Regions from separate parts of the Homo sapiens genome. Here all the other regions are linked to region 2. The links are chromatin loops, found by intact Hi-C in ENCODE. Cell type or tissue: endothelial cell of umbilical vein. All regions are shown on one strand.

Region 1 (8,000 bases), 970 kb after region 2:
CTGCAGGCTAGAAGTCTGAAATCAAGGCATCGGGAGGCCATGCTCCAAGACTCTGAGTGGAACCCTCTTTGCCTTTTCCTGACTTCTGGTGGTGCCGGCGGCCCTTGATGTTCTTGGCTCTTTAAGCATCTCTGCAACCTCTGCCATCATCTTCACACAGCGCCCTCCCTGTGCATCTCTGTCTTCATACGATGTTTTCTTCTTTTCATGAGGACAGCAGTTATATTGGGCTACAATCCACCCTACTCTAATATGGCCTCATCTAATCATACCTGCAATGACTCTATTTTTAAATAAAGCCACATTCAGAGGTACCCAGTTTAGGACATGAACTTTTCGGGAGACACAGTTCAACTCATCACAGAAAATAATCAGGGGTCTGGACATTCTGTGTCAATGAGATTGAGCCACTAGTTGTTAATAGTATTTCACTCATCTCTGCTGATATTTTTAAAGAACATGTGAAAGGGGTGAGGTATCTGATAGAAAGCCCTCCCTCATGTAATTGATGAGATAAGGGTTCTAATTTTCCCCACAGAAGTTATAAAGAGCACCTGAGCTGTCAGCCAAATCAAATTGCCAGTGGAAAGCAGGTGAACCTAAGGAAGCCATGGGGGTGAGACGTGCCTGGGCATGCCCTGTTCATGGTGGCACCGACCCACACAGCATTCATAGAATTCATACCTTCCCGGAGCTGGCGTGACTCCTGGGAGACCACAGTTTCTGAGAAAATAGAAAGCCAAGTGTAAACTGGACTGGTCACAAAGACTCCGCAGGGAGCTGGCTGCAGACACCCACTCAGTCCAGTCCTGTGGGCACACAGTTGGGTCTTAGGGGAAAAAGAAAGCTTAAGTTAAAACTGCAACAGCTCTTCCAGGAAAGAATTTTTTCAACCCAGGGACACAAAGAGCGCTGCTTTGGAAACCTTCTAACAGAGCGGAACATGAAGGCGAGCACACCCCCGCCCAGGTTTGACTCAGGGAGGACCCAGGGACCTCGGGCTGGAGCCCAGCAGGAGCCGGGAACTGCCTTCTGTGGATCACAGCTGAAAGGGGTAGCCATTCAGAATCTCTGACAAAGGGCCACCGACTTAAGGTCCCCAGCTTCTACAGCTTCACCAGACCCTGCTCAGCAAGAAGGTGCTGACAAAACCCATATGCGTCCAATCCCACTTCCAGGGAAGCCCCTGCCAAATAAGCATGGGAGCCATGCTTCCCGCTGCCCATCAGAACCGGCGATTTTGAATCTCTCTTTCCACGGCAGTAGCTCCTGCAAGAGCCCCCATCCCCATCGTGCCACTCAGCCGGGCTGGGGCTGCTGGGGAAGCCCTGTGTTCCCAGGGCTTTGCCCTCTGTGTCTTAGCAGCCACAGCTCCTGACTTCCATTCCCCCTTCAAAGTCCGTGGGAGGGAAGAGGAGGGAAACTAGGAGAGACTTTGGAATCTAAAGGAAACAAGGAGGATGTTTTCCTAATGCCCAGAGGATATGTGTAACTCTTTTTCTGCAGACAGAAGCTTCGTCGGTACTGGGGTTAGTTCCTGCAGTATTTGGTATCCTAACTCAGCGGTTATGGTTTATCTAGCCCGTGTGAACTGGTCCAGGAAGACGAGCACCCTTCCCAACTTAGTCTACACAAGAGAGTGCTTCGCTTTAGGGATTTTTTAAAAACTTGAAAACAGCTTTGAAACACAATTCATCGGTACATTTTCTTCTCATGGCATTTAGATATTAAAAACATGTGCATGCAGGTTCTCCAACATTAGAATAAGACTTAAAAGGATGGAAACCTACGTCATTTGTGGAGTATCTGTTTTGCTCAGAAATGGACCACGATAGCATCGTGGCACCGTAAGGTGGTGAAGTACTACAGATAGCACAAGGAAGACCATTTGAACTCCAAAAGGCTGTGATTGACAAAAACTAACAAGAGACAGCCCCCCAGGAAATTCAGGGTTTATTGCTGAATTCTCATGTATGAAAGTTTGTGGGATTTGTAATCACAGGGGCTACCTCCCAGGAAACCGTGATAGCCATTTTTCCACCGTAGTTTTGCACTTAATGGACTTTGCCTCCCATAATTCAGGAAAATGTCTTTTGTTGTGCACAGTGGAGGCCGAGTGCTATTGAGAGTGTGTGTCCTACAAAGGGCCTCACTATCTGAGGTCTGCAGCCTGTCTCCTAGGCACTCCCCACTTCAAGAAGCAGCTCTGAGAACAGATTAATGCCTGGATGCCAAGGAGCAATGAAGTTCACCCATCTTATCCAGGGGCTGAGCTAATCTCCTTAAACCTTTGTACAAGAGCGGGGCCAGTCACCCACATGATGCTGTCAATGTGCTTTCAAAGCCCCACTTCAAAGAGGGAGATCAAATGGGGGGTAATTGAAAGGGACAGCGATGTGAGGGGGTTCCTGAGACGCCCCCCAACGATGACTATGAATGCGGCACACACCACCCAAATGACAGGAAGGCAATGCGTTGCGGTGGCTGGACTCCAGGAAGGAGCTCTGCGGGAACGATGAGGTCTGTGGGTTTTGCTGCTGCTGTTGCTTTTGCTGTTGGTGGGCTTTGAGAAAAACACGACTGGCCGGGCTCCCTGCCTTCTCCTTCTCCTGTCGAAGTCTCTACAGCTAGGACCCTCCTGTCCTGACAGGCTCAGCTCTGCATCTTGAGGTCCCTCTGACCTCCCAGCTGACCCTCCATGTAACCCAGGCTCACCCAGGACTCTTTGGGACCTGAAGATGCTCTATTCATCCATTTGTGCTGATTAATAAAGTGAATTCTGAACATCTCGGCGGCTACAGTCTCGGTGGCTCAGCGGGGTGGATGGGATTGCTGCTGCCAAGTCCTCACCCTCTCTGAACTAAATGCGTCATCACGGACTGTGAGGTCCCTCCTACTTCGGGGGAGGGCACCAGCCCATCCCCGCCATTGAGGTCAGGATTGCCTGTACAACCTTCATGGGTCTACAGCCTTTATTTTTTGCATTGAAGGCCAGCAGGGGGCTGGTGCAGTTCTGCTGCAGGGGTGGATCGGCTGGGCTCAGTTCAGGTGTGTTCCACACCTGTCAGCCTCACGGCCAGGAAGCCACCTGAGACACACTGTCTCCTGACAGAGCTCAGGAGAGCAAGAGGTGTGAGGAGATGCACTTGGTGCCCTTATGTCTTGGTGCACCGGGCACGTGGTCAAGCCTGTTCACATGCACAACTGTCCATGGACACAACCAAGGCACAGTCCAATGGCACTAGTCCAAGGGAGGGGTGAGGACTTGGGGGCAGGAATCCAGCCCTTCCCAAGCCCTAAACCCTTTACAACAGAAGGGCAACTAAATACACAGGGAGACAGGTAGACTCACAAGTGATCAGAATAAAAGCCAGTGCACACCCCAGATAACTGCAGCGGCCACGAGCCTTGTAAAGACCCATGTTTTACGGAGGCAGCCACCAGCTTGCAGAAGCTGAGCTTCCTGTGGCCCTGATTCTGCATTACTGAACTACTCATAGAACCACTGTTTCTGTCCTCAAAGCTTCTGTCTTGGTCCCATTGCCTGACTTTATAACAACCTTGAAATACCCACCAGGACTGGTGATCTCATTCAAGACACAGAGGTCCGTCTCAGGCACTGTGCTGGGGCCTGCCTGTGCCCAGCCTGCCTGTAGGACTTTGGAGTCCGCAATGTCGAAGTCCTTCTGCATTTACACCCTGTGGCCTGAACCCTGACATCATCTCACCCCCAGACCACCCAACCCATGACTCTTGGACACAAAAAGAAATATCTTCTCCATTAGAAACCAGCACCTGAACGCAGCCAGGGTCCCCGGTCACACCAGAAACTGTTGCTTTGACCAATCTCCACAGGGATTTTGACAATCAAGCATAGAAACCACCAAAAAAGTAAATACCGAGGTTGTATTTTCTTTTCTTTTTCCTTTTTCTTTCCTTTTTCCTTTTTCTTTCCTTTTCTTTTCTCACCAATGCATCCACTTGTTTGGACGAGCAGGTCATAAGGACAGGCAGGAGATGAGTCACATCTGACTTCACAAAAGTGCTTAAGCCTTTTCACAATCTCCATTTAAAGCCAGCCAAGCCTTTTAGAATTGCCCATCTCACAGGAATGTTTGTAACAAGGCTAGGAAGGAAGTGTGTGCTCAGGTCGGCCCGTCCCTGGCTCCCGGAGGCAGGCTCTCCGGTGCAGCGGCAGCTGCCAGCCCTGGGGTCGGGCTTCATATTTTCTCATGCCTTCAACAAGTCCTCCCTGGAGGAGGGGCAGTAAGCAGAAGGCAGTACAAGTGGCACATTCTCCTTCTAATGAGCACAGCACACTAACGTCTCTCGGAGGGGGCCCAGCTCTCCTCACGTTCCTCTGGGCCCAGGCTCCCTGCCAGCCTTTTCTCTTCCCCAGAGCATTCAATCGCTGTCAACAGAGCCAGACAAGAATAGAAGCCGCTCAGAGACTCTCTTTTGTTTTGCTGGGACACTTCAGCACATTCTCATGGATCCTTCAAAGGAAGGCAATTATCTGATCATTCTTGGGAGCAATTAAAATGTGGAAGGATACATCCTGCTTCAACCCGCCGAGTTTGTCTTTCCAAATCACATGGGCAATTGATTACACCATCAACAAACCCCATGTAACCCTCCAAGGAACGAGGTGCGTCCCTTGCAGTAGAAAACCGATAACCCAAGACATGAAGGTTCGAATGGATGATTGGCTTAGCTGGAATTGTGCTCCTCTGGAGGAGACTTTTTAAATGTATTCCTAGTTGCAAGTCCAGAAGCAAGGGAAGTGAGGCCCTCAGGGTTCTATCAGAGCCTGGGAAGGGGAGGAGAGCAGAGATGCTAAAGCAGTAGCAGAAGATCCACAGACCCCTGGAAGGACATGGAAGCTCGCTTTGAGCTGCTCCTTAGTTCATGGGGGTCTCTCCAGCATAAAGAGCTTCCTTCCTAAAATGGGAAGAGGGCTGTTTGCACAGAGAGAAGCGTAGCCTTAATACTGTACTTTGTCCATCCCTCCAGAAAGCCCAAGGGAGGGGGCAGATGGTTCATCTGCAAGTGATCCCAGGCCTAAAGCAAAGAGATGGATGGTCGGAGCCTCCGCGCGGTTTTTCCTGGCTACCTCCATACCACCATGTCACCTCTCTGTAAAGGCGATATAGGGAGCACCATCTGGGTGTTGTAGCTCATCTGGCTGTTGTAAGGAGTAAATGAGATGGGACGTGCCACACACATGATATGTGCCCGGCTCACAGGAGGCACCTTAGTAAGTGGTCACCATCAGATATACTAGTGAACCTGAGAGTGGCCCTTACCAACGTGGAAGGCTGGGGTGTTTGTAATCATCACTCAAGGCAAAGCAGAAAGAAATCTAGGCTATTTTTTAAGACTCATTGTGTTTGGTCACAGGCAAAAATAGAATCCATCCTCATGCAACCATCCTTTAAATAGTATTTCAACAGAGGGTTAAAGTGTTGGTTTGGGGTGTGAGAGTGATACCTTATTCATTCAGAAGTCCCTCAAAGAAGAGGATGGAGAAACAGACACGATTCCATGAAATGATCACTTTCCCCAGGCAATCACACCAAGGAAGGTCAAAGAACCTCCTCCCCGAAGGTTCACTGCTGGAGGTGGAGATCACAGCCAACTGACAATATAACTGCTGGCAGATATTTTTAGGTGGAAAGTCCCACCGTTTCCCGTACCTCACTGTGACCCTCATTACGGCATTAGGATGGGATTACCTTGCTCTCTTCTGAAATACTAGCTTATCCGTGGCACCAGCAACAAATACAAGCAGCTTGTCTGATGGAAAGGTCCTCTACTTAAGAACTAAACTTCCCCCAAATCACAAGCCCCTTTGCTGAAACAATGAAAAATTTAGGTAAGCTCTGGATTGAACTATTTCCCTCCCTTTGAAATAACTGGATGTTTAGTCATAACAAATAAGAATGATTCTGGTATCTTGTGGTCACGACATAGCATTTTTATGTTTTTTTTTTTTTATTTTTCACTTTACATCTCACTACATGGACATGCTACCTTCAATTCAACCCCAGGTTACATCAAAACCTCTTGACCTTTCATTTAAAGACAAATAAAAGGCAGCTGCTGGGCTGTGAAATTGTGAATAACAAACGGAACCATTATTTGAAAGGTTTCAAATTCTGATGAACAGAAAGATTATTTTGGAAAATCTATAGCGGAGAGTAGTATAATTATAACTTAGATTTGCGTGGTGCTCAATCCAAACTCATCTCCAAACTGAACGTGGTTTTCTAACAATAACATTCCTCCAAAAAAGGGGGCAGCCTACAAACCAACATAAGCGTAAGATGCACTTCCTGTCCAGCTAAAAATAAACCTGCAGACATTTGAAAGCAGCATAGAATCCTTTCTAACAATAAAAACAAACTCACCCATGTCGTTGGGCCAAGGCTTTGACATTTTAAAAATCATTATGGTGAAAAATAAACGCAACCTATAACGTGAGCTATTGTTAGAAATCCTTGAGAAAAATGCCTCAAATAGAGAACTCGAACGTCCACTCGCTAAAAATGAAACCGTTTTACTTGGGCATTGTCAAAGGTCGAATGGTTTTCTCCAAAAATGATGTTGAAGTCCTAACCCCCAGGACCTCAGAATGTCACCTTATTTGGAAATAAGGTCCTTGCAGATGTAATTAATTAGAACGAGGTCACATTGGAATGGGGTGGGCCCCGCATCCAATAAAACCACTGTCCTTATAAAAAAGAGGCACGCCACGTGAAGACCGAGACACACAAGAAGAACACGGGGTGTGGCTGAAGGCGGAGGTTGTGACGACGCATGTACAAGCCTGCAGGAGCATCCGCGAGCACCGCTGGCCCCACCGGAAACCGGGAAGAGGCAGGACAGCTTCTACCCCGAGCCTCAGAGACAGTCTGGCCTTGACATCACCTTGATCGTAGAATTCCAGCCTCCAGAATGGTGAGACACAAATTCCTGTTATTTTCAGCCAGGCAGTTTGTGGCACTTCGTTTCAGCAGCCTAGGAAGTGAATATATTCACTTCCATATACGTGAAATTGACATCAGTGAGGATTTGCTCTCTAGGCAGTAGATGTGAACCGGCCTTCAACGATTTTTTTTTTTCTGGCTGCATGTTGGGCGCTCCCAGCTTAGGGGGTGGGTGTGCAGGGAGTGGGGAGGGAGGCGCTTCTGCTTCTGTGGCTCTCCCATGGTCTCTTCCCACAACATCTTCTGCATCTCTGTGGATCCGGCTGCCCCCAGCGCAGCAGCCCGGGTGGGGTGGGAATGTCCAGCACTGCGTCGCTGCCAGCCCTCTGGGCGTTCCAAGTTCCTGGCAGGATCCGGATGCAGTGTGGTTGACCTTAACTACCCAGGAGAGGGTGAGCTCTCCTACAGAAGACTTGGACATCTTCTCTGCCTTCTCATTTCTGTGTCCACAAAAAATCAGCACAATGGACACTGGATCCTGCTCTCCCTTCCTTCTCTTTCCCACCAACGCACACTTTGGCAGTCCTGGCACCAGCATGGGATCCACCCCACGCACACCCACATGCACCCCACACTCACCTCCAGGGAAGAAGCACATCAGTGAGAGGAATGGCTCTGTCCTCAACTCAGTAGGAGCCAGCACCCACCCCTCCCCTCTGTTGCCACTTCAAAAGGTTTTCTTTGTTCGCTTGTTTCTACTTACCATTAATGTTCTTCAGGCTGGATAAGCTTTAAGGTGTGTCCCTTGACATATTAGATCTATTTTACTCTGCCATTTTATAATTAAACAGGGTCTGACTGAAGTTACCTTTGGCCCATGTATGTCTAATCCTACCAAGTCCTAGCCATGAAACAGGTGATATGTGTATAAATGAAAACAGTGGGTTAAGAGGATGCTTCCAGAAGTATTAAGGCACCCACGCACACACACAGACAAATACGCTCCACTGAAGATCATTTAGAACTGTGGGTACAGGGAAGCACTTAGAGAACTGTATTACAAGAAGATTC
Region 2 (8,000 bases):
AATACATTTCCATTTCTGCGGGGATTGAGCATGTCTTCGGAACCCTCTGCAATAGCTTTAGAAACAAACGTTCCTTTTATCAGGTGAGAAAACTACCCTATGGCATGCCTCCGGATATGTAGTTCTTCCTAGGCTACAAAATATCAGAGGTTAACTTCAGGCAAAATGATAAAACTAGCAGTAGTATTTCCTATTACTATCTGCAGTTTGCTTCAAAATTTCAAAAAGGTTTCGGAAAAATCACTAAATACGAAGGGCACACTTCATTCATTTATTCCAAGGAATCTATTTGGTGCCAGACATTGCATGGAATTGTATGGATTTTTAAAATGAAATGTGGGCTCTCTCTTAAGCAGACCATGGCAAGGAAACTTGAAAACTCCGACGCATCCAGGGGACGAGACTCACATTTTACATAGAGATACTACTCGGGATTCACAAAACACGACGTATCCATGACGCTCGTTCAACACTGCATTTTTACTCATGGTATTCTGTTCTCTTTCATTTTAAAGTGCGTGTCATGACCCACTAAATTGATTTCTCAGCTCACAAATATGTCCTCTGAAACACTGGTCTACAGGGGAGGATTTATACGGGCAAATAGGAAACAAAATCTCCAAAGAGAAAGCATCAGAACAAGAGGAGGTTGTCCTCTTGTGTGCTAGAAGCCACTGTGTGCCTTATCCTGCACAGTAAAAGGATTTTTCAAAGGGCGTGATCAAATTATGTTTTGGAGTAACTGTATCAGAATAGCTATAGATATATAGATATAGAAAGGATAGATTTTTTTCTTGCTATTTCTATGTTCATTTACATGTGAACCTACGTACTTTAGAAATGATTAATCTGGCTGGGCGAGGTGGCTCATCTCAACACTTTGGGAAGCCAAGACCGTCCGATCACCTGAGGTCAGGAGTTTGTGATCAGCCTGGCCGACATGGTCAAACCCCATCTCTACTAAAAGCACAAAAAGTAGCCGGGCATGGTGGTGTGGGCCTGTAGTCCCAGCTACTTGGGAGGCTAAGGCAGGAGAATCACTTGAACCCTGGAGGTGGAGGTTGCAGTGAGCCGAGACTGCAGCACTGCACTCCAGCCTGGGCGACAGGGCGAGACTCTGTCTCAAAAAAAAAGTGATTAATCTGGGCTGATTAATTACTTAAGAAATTAACAGCTAGGCTAGGAGAAGGGAAACCCCACCACCGACCTGCCTGGCCACCTCATGGTGTCTTCCTGTGGTCCCTGGTGAAGTGTGAATCCACTGGAAGCTTAGGCTCAGCCTTTCTCTACTGCGTCCCAGTCATTTGTCCTTCCTGAGTGACTGGCACCTGCCCTGTGGCCCATCAGGGGAAATTGGGTCACGTGAGCACGTAAAGAATTAGTCACTCCAGCCAATCTACCACCAGAAAGAGATGCAACCGCTACGGCTATCAAAGACACGGTCCATGTAGCTCTTCCAGAATTTCGAGAAGAATTTGAATCTCCATAGATATTTTAAATTTATTTTTCAAGGCCTCCGAGCTCCTGGCTGGGAGCCAGTGAGTGTGGGCAGGTGGGCTATGCTTCAGCTGGTGTCCACAGGTGCTGCCACACTCTTATTAAAATATGGAAATGTCTTGATGCCAGCTGGTGCAGGGCTGCTGCCCTGAGCTCTCAAGGTCCCCACGTCCATCCCACCGCCTTGGGTGGCCTGGCCCGGGCCTGCCACGTTTCTCCTTGGTGAAATGTTGACACAGCAAAATGCTCAAGGTCGATGACTCATGCTCGTTCCGATGGGCCCTGGTCTGTGTCTTTTTTTGTTATTAAGTACTTTAGATGGGTAAATTGGTAATGAGTTCTGAGCAAGGGATTTGAAAAGACCTCACATCCACCACTGCTGTAATTTTTCTTTTTCTTTCTTTCTGTTTTCTTTAATTTTTGCTGTTTCTTTTTTAGCAGAGGACAGGCACCACTAGCTTACCATCCAGGCTGTAGGTGTCACCAACACGAAACACTCCCAACAGAAGAGCAGGGACGTTATCTTCTCACCTTTGCCTTCTGGGGAAAGTGAGGAGGAACCATTTCCCTCCAGGAAAACATATGTTGCTGACACCGACCGCGTACTTGGCCACACATCGTGGCTCAGGACTCCTGGATTTACGTTACCACCTGGCATTGAGGAAATGTAAAAATAACAGCAATATAAATAACCTCATGACCTATAAAAGTATGCATGAGGAATGGGGCTCTGGGCCAAGCAGGCATGTTGTTTAGGTATTGCATACTCGGCTAATTATGAAAAAAAAAAAAAAAAAAAAAAAAAAGCTACCCAAGTACAAGAAAAGGAAAGGGATTGAAGTGATTTTTTCCCCTTTATGGCAGGGACAGAATAAATGGGCAAAAAAGGATTCAGTTAGTTAAATTTAAAAGGAAATTGGCACAACTTAATTTTCTGTGCATTTTTGGGTACTGAAAACCTTATTTATACTGACAGTCATTTTTTAGCTTTACTATCAATGCATTCTTCCCTTGCTCAGCACATATGTTGTTGAAGACATCGCTCTGTTTCCTACTTCAGTTGGTGTTTTCTAGCACAAACCATCTCCTTCGACTTGGCGGGGGGGTGGGTGACAAGAGTTAGGAGTGAAGGAGGAGCAGACATTTCCATTCCTCCCCGCTTAACCTGGAGGATAAGTATCTGCGGCACTCGCTACCAGAGAAGAATGCTTAAAACATAAGTTCAAGAGGAATTTCGATCTACTCCAGGGTGGTGATTTCATAAGGGGTTATTAACAAGTAGGAAGGAATGTCGGGAGCCCAGCCCGAGACATTTAAAGTCAGTAGAGGGCCGGGCAAATCCAGTTTCTCAGCACACGCAACCTTTCCAAGGTCTGCAGTGATGTATTTTTCTGTTTCTTAAGTAATCAATGCTTATAGAAATATGACCTGTCCACATAGTGTGGGTAACAGCTGTGTCACAAGAGTAACTGCCTGGGAACCCAGTTCTCTTCCCAGATCTCCATCACCACTAGACTCAGACGCCCTCTCTTGATATATTTCTGCAAGCATTCACAAAGGGATGATAAAATCTGTTGCACGTTTTCAAAAGGCAATTAGAATTGTGCTGTTCAAAACATGCATAATTGCAGTGTGTCACCTCCATGAGTTTAACACATTTCCCCTGTAGCAGTCTCCACTCTCCTCACATCCACCCATCTCCACTGAACTCTCTCTTCTTGAGTTTCAGATTAGCCTCTGTGGTTCTTTACATCTGAAATTCGTCTTTCTGAGAGGCAATAACACAAATATTTGGATTATGCTATCATGGAAAGGAAAGAAAATTCTATCATGTAAAAGAAAAAACATATTATGTAAAAGAAAACAAATCACTTCCTAGAAGCTTATAAAGTAGGATGCAGGTCGACTTGAGAGGGGTGTCAAAGCCCTGTTTGCATTTCTTCCTCATGTGCAGTAATACAGGGTTTCAGAGAAATCTATATTTTAGAGATTTAAAAGGAGTTGCCCTGTGTAACACAAACTAGATTTGGTTTAACACAAGCTAGACGCCAATTTCAGGTCGAAGTGCTTGTATCCAAATTTAATTACGCACCATCTATGTGTATCTGCAAGCGCTGTCGAGCTGCGACTTCTAAATTTTACAAACGAGAACTTGAGAAGTGGTGGGAGCCTGCCAGGCACCTCTCTCTGCATTTGTACTTTTCCTTAATGCCAAGTAGGAAAAAACAAGCACATTCCCTTCATGCAATAGCCTTTCTGAAGAGGAATTTTCCTATAGAGTTTCAGAATGAGTTATAGCCAGTATGAGTAATGAGTTTAAAATGTATTTTCACATTTTTTATGCCTTACATAGCACTCTCAGTATTAAGTCAGCCAAACAGCTATAGTTTGTTTTTCTCCTGCGTTACTGAAACCCGGATCCCATCTCATAGGATTCTAAAATACACTCTAATCTGATCTCTAGCGCAGGTACCTAAGAGAAAAGTGGTGTTTTCAGCATCTTGTTGGGGAAACATTCCATGGCTCCTTTCTCTCCCCTGCTTCCTGGCCTTTCCCCAGCACTGACGCTGTCAGCCGCCCTGCGTGCCACACAGTCCTGCCCTCTGCCAAGGCTCCTGGCCTGCAGCCCCTCCTGCAAGCCCACATCTGCCCTCCTGCACGCCCACATCTGCCCTCCTGCACGGCAGTCACCTGGGCGTCCCCTCCTGCTACCTCCTCACACTCGAGAGTGTCTCTTCCTTGAAAATTTCTCCTTCCTGAGAGATTTTTAAGTCTCTCCTAGCTGTTTCCTTTCCAGTCCTAATAAATTCTCTTCTTCAAAAAATTGCCACTCAATTTAATCCTCAGGCCTGCGGCTGTCACTTCAAAGTCAACAAGTACAACCCCAGATGCACCCTGCTCTTCAGGTGGGAGCTGCTGCTCTGAACCACGCCCCAGCTGTGGTCCCCATCAGGTCCCAGTTCTCCCGCTCAGTGGGATTGAACTCAGCTTCCTCCTGCCTTTCCACTCCTCCTTCTGCTTCCCCAGCCTCTCCCCTGACTCTCTTTCTACTTCTAATCTCTCCTCAAGGTCCATTCAGCTGTATACTTTCTTTGCTAGATTAGTATTTACAAAAAAAAAAAAAAAAAAAAAAAAAAACCTTATTCTTCACAGCATGCCCTTGCTCAAAATACTTGCTGGAACCCAGTCCTGTGATGCTCATAGACTCCAAAGCTCTCTGCTCCCACTTCCCGGTGCGGAGGTGTGGGCAGAGCCAGCCTCCCCTCCCTCACGAGTGCAGTCAGCTCTGCCTCTGCGGCATTCCCTTCCTTTTCCCTCCCCCTCTCCACATTCCGTCCTCAACTCAAAATCCACTGCTTCTTCCTCCTGCCTACACAACAAAGGCTCACCTGGCTGCTCCAGCCCACTCTGACCTCTCCTAAGAATTCCTAGAGCATTTTGCAGAGCTCCCATCCCAGCCCCCTGGCCCTTTGCAACCTTAACACATGCCTTGAAGGCACCTTGAAGACAGTCCCCCTTAGAGCTGAGTCACCACAGAGAAGCCTGGGGAAAAGCACCCCTTAGAATGCACCCTGGATGTCCCTGTCACATGGGTTGGCATTATAAGTGTCAAAGGCTTTAACAAGTGAATAAAACCGTCAAAATTAGCTCAGCTGAGCAGGATGCGAGTCCCACAGTGATGCGTCAGATTCTTCATTCTTCTATACCCCTCAGGATAGATGTAGTCCCTTTTCTTCTTGCACTTACCCGGTCGTCATAAATTCTTGTCATCTGCCGTGCTCCATAACCCCTCTAAAATGTGAGCACTCAATGGATTGTTTCTTTCGGACGAATATTTCTTTAAGTTCTAAAGTAAATCTTAGCACCAGGTTTGGACCTTGTAGGACGTGAATACCTGTTGAATCAGTGGAGAGCTCCCTAGCTTGGGGGAGGAATATAGTTTGCTCATGGTCCACCCCTCTTCCTTTCTTCTTCATTCAGCTCTCATGTTCCCCAGAGTGGCCACTGCGCTCCAGGGCATCTCTTTGCCTTCCCAGGGCTGAACCACGTGCTGTCCGTTCTGCCAGGTTTCTTGTCACTCTTGGTTTGGAGCAAGGACTCATCTTAACTCCCATTATGCTCCCTGTCTTTCTCCAGCTCTCCCAGAATTATTCAAGGACATTTCTCTCTCCCCACTAAGAAACGTCTCTCCACTCTTGCAGAGTTTTTGCATTCTTCCTTAAGAGAAGTTCCTCTTCTCGCCTTCCATCCTACCTCCCCCTCCCTCCACAAAATCCTTCCTGTGTCTCCTCTCCCAGACACATCCCTGATGTTAACTTATTCATACCTCTCCTGTCATGGCAAACTTATAAAACAGTCTTGTTACTGTCTGAGGAGTTGGACTTTTCCCATAAAACATTTCCAAGGTGAGCCGGAGGTGACGTTGCCTTTGTAGTCTCATCCAGTGACCTCACACCTATTTCTCCTCCCGCCTGTGAATTACTCAAAGGTAAAGATTTCATCATGTAGATTATGGCTAGAGGCTCTATGCCTGAGACCCATTTTGGTTTTTGTCCAGAGATTGAAGCATATGCAATTGGGGAAAGGTGAGCTTTTTTAAAAAAATAATAATAAAGATGAAAAATGAACATTTAGAGAGTTAAGTGGACATTTATTCAAAATGAGAAAATAAATCAAAGTATACGTTTACAAAGTATTACAAATGTTAACTGTTTGTACATTGCTTGAGTCCCTCCCTCGGCCTTGGAAGAGGCCTGGGGAAGATAGGGGTGCATGGAAGCCCCTTCACGTAACTACGGGTCAACCCACTGTGCCCACTCCAGTCACCAGGATTCCAGAGTCACACTCAGCACAGCCAAAGCATGCCAACATTCATCAAATTGATTTTTATCTCCTGATATTACAGATTGTAAAGCAATGTAAAGTACAATTTTAAAAAACTATGTATGGACCTTGTGTCTTTGAATTCTCAAACCATGGGTCAGGAATCAGTTTCAAACAACCATAGGTCCTTTCTCTCATAAGTTAACAAGCTTAGGTAGAAAACAAACAGCTCCACTCCATTGCATAAAAGAAAATATTCACCTCATGCAATGAGATATTTTCCTTATCTTATAATTTTAAATAAGTAAAGATCAGCACTCAAAGGTGGATTAACACTGAAAGTGCTTCCGTAAGTTGTCAATCTTGTGTGAATGGGGAAAAATGATCATTGTGGTGCGTGGCTTTACTGTACTTATTTGCATAAAATTTTCATTTAGTAAATGTGCAAGCTATTTTACAGGTATGGAAAGTGTAGCTCCTTTCAGAAAGAGAATTTCTATAGCAACATTATTAAAACTAATTTATTGTTCATTCATCTTTTTTCTTTTTCAACAAATATTAATTGAGTGCCATCTGTGAGCCGGGCTCTATTCTAGGCACTGAAAATACAACGCACATTGTATTTGCCCACATTCCAGAGGAAGGAGACACAAAACAAACAATTGGGCTGTTCTGTGCCATGCAGTGAGAAGGACTGTGTAGAAAACTAAAGCAAGGAGTGGGGACAGGAACTGACCTGGCGAGGAAGACAGGTGCTGTTTTTCAGAAGGTCATCCAGAAGGCCTGAACACAGTGCAGCTGCCATGCCCTGCTGGACGCTGGAGAAGGAGAGAGAGGCTGGGAGGCTGACAGGGCCGGGAAGGCAAGACCGAGGCCAAGGCCTAAGGCGTGTAAGGGGGGCTGGGGCCCAAGGCCAGCAGGAGTCAGGGCATGCAAGGTCCTCTCAGCCTCAGGAAGCCTTTGGATCTTAATGTGAATCAACTCAGAAAGCAGCAGAGAGGCTGGAGTCGGGAATGACATGATCCGACTTATGTTTTAAAGCGAGGTTTCTCGGCCTCAGTACAATGGACATTCTGAGCTGGATACTATAATTCTAGGTTGGGGGACCGTCCTGTGTGTTATAGGATGTTTTGCAGCATTTCTGGCCTCTGCTCACCAGACGTCAGTAGCACACCCCATCGCCCGGTTGTGACAACTAAAAATGTCTCCAGACATTGCTGAATGTCCCCTGGGGGTCAGAAAGCACCTCCTATCAAGAGCCATGATTTAAAACAGAATCACATTGACTGGGAGTGATATTTCAGTTATATAAAAACTAGCACAAGACAACCGAATTTTTTGTATCAACATTTAGAGATTTGCTCTCGCTAGATTAAAATTCACCTTAAATGTACCTACACTGCAAACTTGTAATTAATAATCATATCTTAATGCAAAGGCCAAGACTTTATTTTTGAGTCAGATCCTGATGTGATTCAATTCTCTCGTACCTGTAAAAATAGCACCGAGCCCGAGGTCACAGAGAAATCTTGTTAATAGGCCAAAAGAAAACACTGCAGGTGTCCAAACCAACCCGTGTTTCCATGGACCCAACCACAGGATGCCACTGAACTACACAACCCCTTACTTCACTAGATACAGAGGCACAAAAATGTCTCAGACACACCTTTAAATATTAT
Region 3 (8,000 bases), 190 kb after region 2:
GTGTATGTGTATATATATAGTGTGTGTGTATATATATATATCCTATTAGTTCTGTCCTTCTAGAGAACCCTGACTAATACACCCTACTTAGGTAAATCCATCACACTTTCTAGATTTTACTTGCCTTGTTCCATAACTACTGTTTTTCACTGTAATCCCATTAACTCTTTGCTCATTTTCTTTATATTTTGAGTGTTTTTCTCAGTACAGTCCATTATGTGCAGAGCTGTATTTTCATAGTATTTCTCCTTAGTGCTGCTTCCCATTTAGCTATCATTTTTTCCTGTGCATTTATATTTTTCACATTTTTTCCTGAGCTACACCAGCTCACATAGCACATTCTTCTGAGGTCCCAATATATCACCCATGAACTAATGTGTTTCTGCTGCGTGTTTTGTTTATACAGATGATGGTTTCATTTTGTTGGTAATTTGTGAAGATAGGTTGGATCATAATCTCTCTTTGTGGTAGCGTTTTTCTAATGCAGGTTTTTGTCTGCATTAGAAATTAATTTCTCTGTTCTTTCTTCCCATTTGTAGAATTGTACAATCTTTGTATATTTTGCTTATTCCTTTTAAATTATTTCTCGAATATTTCTCATGTTTGAACAAGACAAGCTCTCCACATATTGACTATCTGTAGGAAGTCCATGTGGGACCTGGGGCAGCGTGTGCTTCAGGATGTTAGGAATTCTCAGAATGACTCAGGACTATGGAGTGCAGATGAGCTTCTGGACTCTCATTTCCTTTCATCCAAGCAGGATCAACATTCGGGGGACTCCCAGTGGAACTTCTCCTTGCCTCACCACCTGCCTCATGTTGTCACCAAGGACAACCTTCTGAAGACACTTTGGCACGGTGCTCTCTCAGCCACTTTTCCTCAACTTTCTCTCAGAGCCAGACGAACTCTGGGGACGCTCTCAGGGCCGGGCAGAACTCATCCCCATCCTGTGACCCGAGTTTAGATCTAACCTGCATGGCTGCCATCTACCTTGAACAAGTGGACTTTGATGGCCTTTTCTGAGGTCTGGGACCATAGGTGTCCACCCTCGAGGGTTTCCATGTTTGATTGTCACTGCTTTTGAGAGGCTAGGCTTCTGTTTTATTCTTTCTTTCCTTCATTTTTATTTTTCTTTTTTAAAAATTAAAGATGAAGTTCATTTGTTTGTTTTGCTTCTTATTTTGGAGTTAGTTTCTACAGGAGGAGGAAAAGAAGCCAAATTTTATTCACCAAATTCAATTCAAAATTAAATACAAGTCAAAAGCAGAAATTCTTACCAGCTCTGGCTTGATGAGGGATCTATCTTGTTTCAAAGGATTTCTCAGAAAGAAATTTCCAACACCTTCTTTTGTGCTTCATACTGGCATCCCTAGATTATTTAAATCTTGATACAGTCATTTGCTGTAGTAGACATTCCCACAATCATTAGATTACCCACTTATTTGAGAAGCATGTTTTCCATGCCTTCAAGTAAGTGAATGATAAAAGCATTTGACTGGATTTAATCGTATCAGAACCTTTTGGCTTACTGCTAATGACTTCCTTTCAGGCTGATATCAGTACATTAATCACCACTTTTTAAAAAAATAGTTATTCACTGCTTTACGTTGCATCCGATTTTGCTATCAGTCCATTCATGTCATCCTGCTGTGCTTCCGTGAACATATTAAACAGAACTCTGTCACATGCTTTGATGGAACCCAGCTACCCCACATCTATGTCATCTTCCAAGCTGCCAGTCCAGTCAAATGTCAGAAAGCAAATGAGGTGTGACTCGCTGTTAGTGAAGCCATGCTGACTCCTGAAAATCATGACTGCTTTTTCTAAAGGGCTTATAAGTCTGTAGCACAATAGTCCATTCCACAGGTTTACCAGAAAATACCATCAAGTATGACTATTTGAGGTTTCCAGGACTCGTGGCTTTGCCCTTTCACTTTCTTTGTGATTCTTCAAAGATAGTTGAAATTGGGTTCTGCACACTTTGGAGTAAAATCCAGCTCTACCTGGAACCTCAGCCCCATGCACGTCAGCTGCTCTTATTGCCTCTGAGCTCCGGGACCCCACTTCCCATTGCACCCATTTGTTCTCCCTGCTGCCCCTAAAGATGGATCTTAAAGGAGAAAGTTGGGGGGAAAAAGGAGCAGAGGAGCAGCTTTGTCCTCTCTCATCTCTCTTATCTGCTCATTGATCCCAGATTGTGGGCTCATGCAGTTCTCCCTAGGGTTGCCTGTTCAGAGCAGTCCTGAAAGTTACTCCTGGCTGTCAGTCCTGTGGCATATCATGAATCCTCTCGGAGCTAGATCTCACCCTTTTGTAAGTGGGGACAATCAGCCCTGCCTGATAGGACTTCTCAATGGCTGAGATAAGACATAGAACAGCATATAATGCCTGACACCTGGGAAGCACAGAATAAATATTAAGTCTCTTATTGTGATCATCATTCTCCATGGCAGATTAAAGGGTAGGCTCATTACTCATTACTTTTAATGGCAAAAGCTGCAATTACTTTTGCACCAACATAATACAACAACTATGGAAAACAGTGTGGAGATTCCTTAAAGAACTAAAAGTAGATCTATCATTTGATCCAGCAATCCCATACTCTTGTGTATCTACCCGGAGGAAAAGAAGTCATTGTGTGAAAAAGATACCTGCACGTGCAAGTTTATAGCAGCACAATTTGAAATTGCAAAAATATACAACCAGCCAGATGCCCACTAATCAATGAGTGGATAAAGAAAATCTGATATATACCTATATATCACATGTATATATATCTATATCTATATGTGTGTGTATATATATATATATACACATACACATAGACACATGGAATACTACTCAGCCTTGAAAAGGAATGAGATAATGGCATTCGCAGCAACCTGGGTGGAATTGGAGACCATTATTCTAAGTGAAGTAACTCAGGAATGGAAAACTAAACATCATATGTTCCCACTCATAAGTGGGAGCTAAGCTATAAAGATGCAAAGGCATAAGAATTTTACAATGGACTTTGGGGACTCAGGGGAAAGGGTTGGAGGGGGATGAGGGATAAAAGACTACACATTGGGTACAGTGTACACTGCTAGGGTGATGGGTGCACCAAAATTTCAGAAATCAACACTAAAGAACTTATTCATGTAACCAAACACCACCTGTTTCACCAAAACCTATTGAAATAATAAAACTGAATTCTTCAGAGAGATCCCTTTAGAAAAAGCATTTTATTATCAGCCTTCCCAATTCTTTTTTTCACCAAGTTCACTGGTGATATAATAATTAGGATTTTTAAAAATTACTTATGTGTTTTAAAGTGATGCCCTCTTTCAGAGTCTCTGACCATGGATTACACCCGTTTCATCATTGCTCCCACCTTTGGCCTTTCCCAAACCAGGTCCTCCCTGAATTCCTTTCTGGAAAGACCTGGGATAGAATTGACCAAGCCATCTTTCACTTTCTTTCTTTTCTCTTCTTCTGCATAGCTAACAGATCTATCAAGTTCTGCTGATTTTACTTCCATGCACTTGTTGAATCTGCCTTGTTCTCTTCATCACTCTTGCTACCACCTCACACTGTTTCCTTGCTTGTGCCCTTTCTGTGAGTTGGTCATATTCCCTGCCACCAGATCTGCTCTCTGCTGCCAGAAGGGTATTTCCAAGACCCTATTTTAATAGCACTACCAGATTGATAAACATTCTGTAACATATTGAAAATTTTTCTAGGTCAGGCATGGTGGCTCATGCCTATAATCTCAGCTCTTTGGGAGACTGCAGCGGGCGGATTGCTTGAACCCAAAAGTTCAAGACCAGCCTGGGCAACATAGTGAGACCTCACTCCTACAAATAATAATAATTAAAAAAATAGCTGGGCCTGGTGGCTCATGCCTGTAGTCTCAGCTACTTGGGAGGTTGAGGTGGGAGGGCCAGTTTAGTCTGAGAGGTCAAGGCTGCAATGAGCCATGACTGTGCCACTGCATTCCAGCTTGGGCAACAGAGTGAGATCCGAAAAGAAAGAAAAGAAAAGAAAAGAAAAGAAAAGAAAAGAAAAGAAAAGAAAAGAAAAGAAAAGAAAAGAAAAGAAAAGAAAGAAGGAAGGAAGGAAGGAAGGGAAAGAAAGAAAGAAAGAAAGAAAGAAAGAAAGAAAGAAAGAAAGAAAGAAAGAGAAAGAAAGAAAGAGAAAGAAAGAAAAAGAAAGAAAGAAAGAAGGAAGGAAGGAAGGAAAGAAAAAGAAAGAAAGAAAGAAGAAAGAAAGAAAGAAAAAAAGAAAATTCTTCTAAATCAATAATCAAGAAATGTAATTGCCAATTTAAAAATCAAATATTATGACTGATTATATCATGTTTAGATTTATCTCACGTATCAGCAATTAATATACAAACATGATAAATTTAACAAAGTGACTCTTCTATAAGCATTAACAAGTTTTCTTCAATTAAATTTAGAACTTTGAAGGACAGTGATCCTAATAAATAATTATTATAAACTTATAAAAAGAGAATACATTTTTTTTTACCCATTGATGTTTCCTGTAGTTGTCTTAATTCATGGATCTACCTGAAAAACTGTGGGTTAATTTTACCTTCTTATTCTGGCTTGAAAATTTTTAATGGAGCTGTTTTGGTGGTGTAACCCATTAAATGGTCATCAAAATGCATGAGGGAAGAAAAATGCTAGATGAACTATGAGTCATTGGTACTTACTAATTCTTCCATCAAAGCTTTTAAAGTGTTTACTCTCGTTCGAATAAAATCTACTATGGGTAAGAAAAATTTAAGTAGGATGTTTGTCCAGAGAAATTTGAGTCTAAATGCACAATTAAATTACCACTTAGTAGCAAAATTTATTATTTGAAATATCTTCCAAATATCTGTGAAAATGAATGACAAATCTTATCACATTCTAACTCCCGAAGATTTTTTAATAGCACATGTTTGAGATATAATCACTGTTTGAAGTTGTAATCTAAATGCTTTTAACTTTGTCATTACTGTTGTAGTTTCACTGACTTGAAAAAAATACTTTAAAATAATGACTAAGGAGATTCTTCACTCCTACTATTTCCCTGCAAGGAATAAGGACAGGGTGCTTGGTGCAATCACTCAGTAGATAAATTCTTGTTACATTAACAGTTTAAGTGAATAAAAGGAGACCCATACAGAAGAAGTAAAGTGACTCATAGAATTAGAATTTCCTAAGATCTACAAATTGATCTTATACTTTGAATAATACCATACCAACTTTTTGCATTTGTTTCAGGAACTTTAAAAATTGAACTACTAATGTAAAAATAAGCCAGGAAAAAAAACAAGAGGAATGAAGAAGAGAGAAGTACCCAGAAACCACATGAAAATGTCCAAATATAGAAGTGGACGTGACCAAAGGTGAATTTCTTTAATTTGTCCAGAAAAATAAAGCATGTGTTTCTGGCACTGTACCAAACTTGTGTAGGTGTTACTCTGTTTGCCATTTTTGGTTGTATATATCTTGAAGATTCTTTTAAAGACAGTTCCATCCTCAAATAGGATAATTACTAAATAGATGCTACATTCAGAGGATGTTATACAGGAAAAAAAATGACAGAAATGCCTAGTATACCAGTGTAGCACAAAGAGAAGTGGATAAGTCTCTAGGGGAGGGGATGAGGCTGTTAGAGAAGAAAAGGTGAGTTAGCTGCGTTGAATTGAAGGGTGAGCTGAATATTGTGTGCAGGCAAAGAGCTAGGGAAGGTCTGTTAAGCAGGGACCACATCCGATGCAAAGGCCCAGAAGCAACAGCACAGGCTGCTTAGCAAGCTGCAATGTTTGCTGTGGATGGAGCACAGAGTCTGGAAGGAACATGGAGTACAGGTTGAAGCTGGAAGCCACGGAGGTAAAAGAAGGCATCATGTTTGGTACAGAAGGTTGTTTCAGTAAATGTCCTATTACCTTAAGACCACCCTCAATAAGGGGCAGAGATTCTAAGATTTAAAAAAATCACCTGAAACCCATAAATACACATCAGTAATTACAAACACACGTCAAACACTGAATTAATAAATATGTTTTCAGGGTGCGAAGAGATGGTGTCACGAATAGCTTTCTCCTGGGGCACGACCTGGATTCTGTCCCAATCATGCTGCCAATACATTGGCAAACCAAACAAAAGTTTCTAGTTTTCTTACTCTTTGTAAGTCACAGTGCTCTCTGCAGAAAGAAAGAATAATAATTGTAAACTTGGAGAAATAGCTTAAATGCTAAGCACATAATTATTACTTCTCTAAAAACCTTTGCAAGCAAGAGTAATCACCCAGATATTGGCAAATCTGAACAGTTCTGCCATTTCCAATGGTGTGATAGTGTTTAGCATCATAATTACAAGATTTTTAGAGACGTATAAAGGAATAGTAATTACAAATTTTAAAAATATACTATACATAATTAAAAGTCAATACACTGCTGTTCACTCACATTTACTGTAATAATAGAGTATGAACAGACAATACAATTGGGTCGAAAGGGATGTTCTCTGAGAGCTAGGACATCCGGAATGAAGTCTTGGTTGATGGCCTTCTAGAGTATAATGATAAGGTGGCAAGTGCTGGTTACATATGTCTTCAAATCGCGGGGACTGAGTAGATGCTATCCTTTACCACGTACAACCAGTCACCTTGGATCATGGCTGAGAGGCATGAAAAATTCTTTTAAATCCCTGATTTTCTCTAGTGTTCCATAATTAAATCACATAAAATCTGGCATGAGAAAATTTAATACATTTCTAAGAAATAATTGACTTGGAGAAACAATAAAAAAACTGAATATGGTAGTCTCTGCCCTAGAACTTAGATTGTAGGCATTGCCTTGGGCTACAGAGTATTGAATGTGTGTACCTAGCTCAAGAATAACGGATCGGGATTCAGAGATGAGATGTCTGTGGGGAGTGGTAGATGATAAGAGATGTTGAATCCAACTGTTAAGCTTTATTTTTATGATCTGAGCCAATTTTTTTTTTCAGCTTATGTTCTTATGCATTGACACACTGATGTAGGCCGCCATAATAAAGCCTGTTAATATCTGGAATTTTATTCCAGGAAATATTGGTCTGTGTTTTTGGAAGTCACTTCTGTCTGTAAGACCTCTTGCAATTAGGATTAAATCTTCCCACGTTAAAGATTATCATTGTCCAGAGGCAAACAACTGGTGTTATTTAAAGGGAATACGAATTATTGACCTCAAAATATGAGCTTACCACACTCAAAGACAGCCAGAATATTAGAAGTTTCAGATTACAGAGTGAGGCTTTTAAGAGGAATATTTTGCAGCATGTATTTCAACAATCACCCATACCCTAGGATCCTTCTGTGTTTGGCTGAGTTCAGAGATTCTGCTCATCAGTTTTTGAAGACATGTATTATAGGTTGGTGCAAAAGTTATTGCGGTTTTTACTGTTGAAGGTAATGGCAAACACTGCAATTACTTTTGCACCAACCTAATAATTTAGTATATACACTATATATGTATGTCTTCATATATAGTATATATATGTAATATATTGTGTTATGTATAATAAAGAATAAGTATATATTACATAGTATACATACCATATTATATAGTATATGTAATATATACTACTATACATGGTAGTATATAATTATTACAAATTACATAAATATACAACATATATCACATATGTAAGTTACGGACATGCCACTATAATTTAAAGAAAAGAAAAAGTGTTTCAAAAGATTATTTTAAAACATACCACTATAATCAATAATAATATCAATGATAGTAGGTAACATTTTGAGTTTTTCATCTATGCCATATACTCTTCTAAGCTTTTTGAGTATTTTCTTTTCACCTTAAAAACAAACCTGTATACATTTACCAAAACCCATCGAATGGGCAACACCAGGAGTGAACTCTAATGTAAACTGTGACATTTGGGTGATGATGATGAGTCAATTTAGGTTAATTGATTGTAACAAATGTACCCCCTGGCAAGGGATGGGGATAATGATGAGGG

What was found. Hi-C counts contacts between places; a loop is a spot of excess contacts. Peaks named below come from ENCODE experiments on the same cell type or tissue, not always from the same donor. Only the 100,000 strongest peaks of a DNase experiment are listed, where the experiment ranks them.
Region 1: it touches region 2 in a loop (5-fold over the local background); 20 of 110 quality-filtered maps call a loop at or near these places.
Region 3: it touches region 2 in a loop (8-fold over the local background); 30 of 110 quality-filtered maps call a loop at or near these places.

The regions. Positions count from the first base shown.
Region 1 is chr13:110,122,447-110,130,446 of GRCh38, forward strand. LINC03082 (long intergenic non-protein coding RNA 3082) reads right to left here and starts at 6,690. Exons shown (of 3, transcript NR_187462.1): 1 at 6,411-6,690. It overlaps LINC03032 (long intergenic non-protein coding RNA 3032), which reads left to right. Exons shown (of 3, transcript NR_148221.1): 3 at 7-2,788. RefSeq lists enhancers at 1-1,139, 3,652-4,460, 4,461-5,268. In endothelial cell of umbilical vein, no CTCF peak of the experiment used is centred here; a DNase peak (open chromatin) is centred at 4,165; H3K27ac peaks cover 3,482 bases.
Region 2 is chr13:109,152,635-109,160,634 of GRCh38, forward strand. The region is part of intron 32 of MYO16 (myosin XVI); the gene reads left to right. LOC105370356 (a long non-coding RNA gene) reads right to left here and starts at 7,154. Exons shown (of 5, transcript XR_931717.3): 1 at 7,058-7,154. RefSeq lists enhancers at 3,017-4,216, 3,624-4,174, 4,175-4,724, 6,715-7,220, 7,221-7,726. In endothelial cell of umbilical vein, no CTCF peak of the experiment used is centred here; DNase peaks (open chromatin) are centred at 2,087, 2,997 and 3,767; H3K27ac peaks cover 3,799 bases.
Region 3 is chr13:109,344,026-109,352,025 of GRCh38, forward strand. No RefSeq gene overlaps it. Among named protein-coding and RNA genes, the nearest start is that of LINC00399, 53 kb to the right of the region's middle. RefSeq lists an enhancer at 4,758-5,957. In endothelial cell of umbilical vein, no CTCF peak of the experiment used is centred here; DNase peaks (open chromatin) are centred at 716, 1,666 and 4,946; H3K27ac peaks cover 3,512 bases.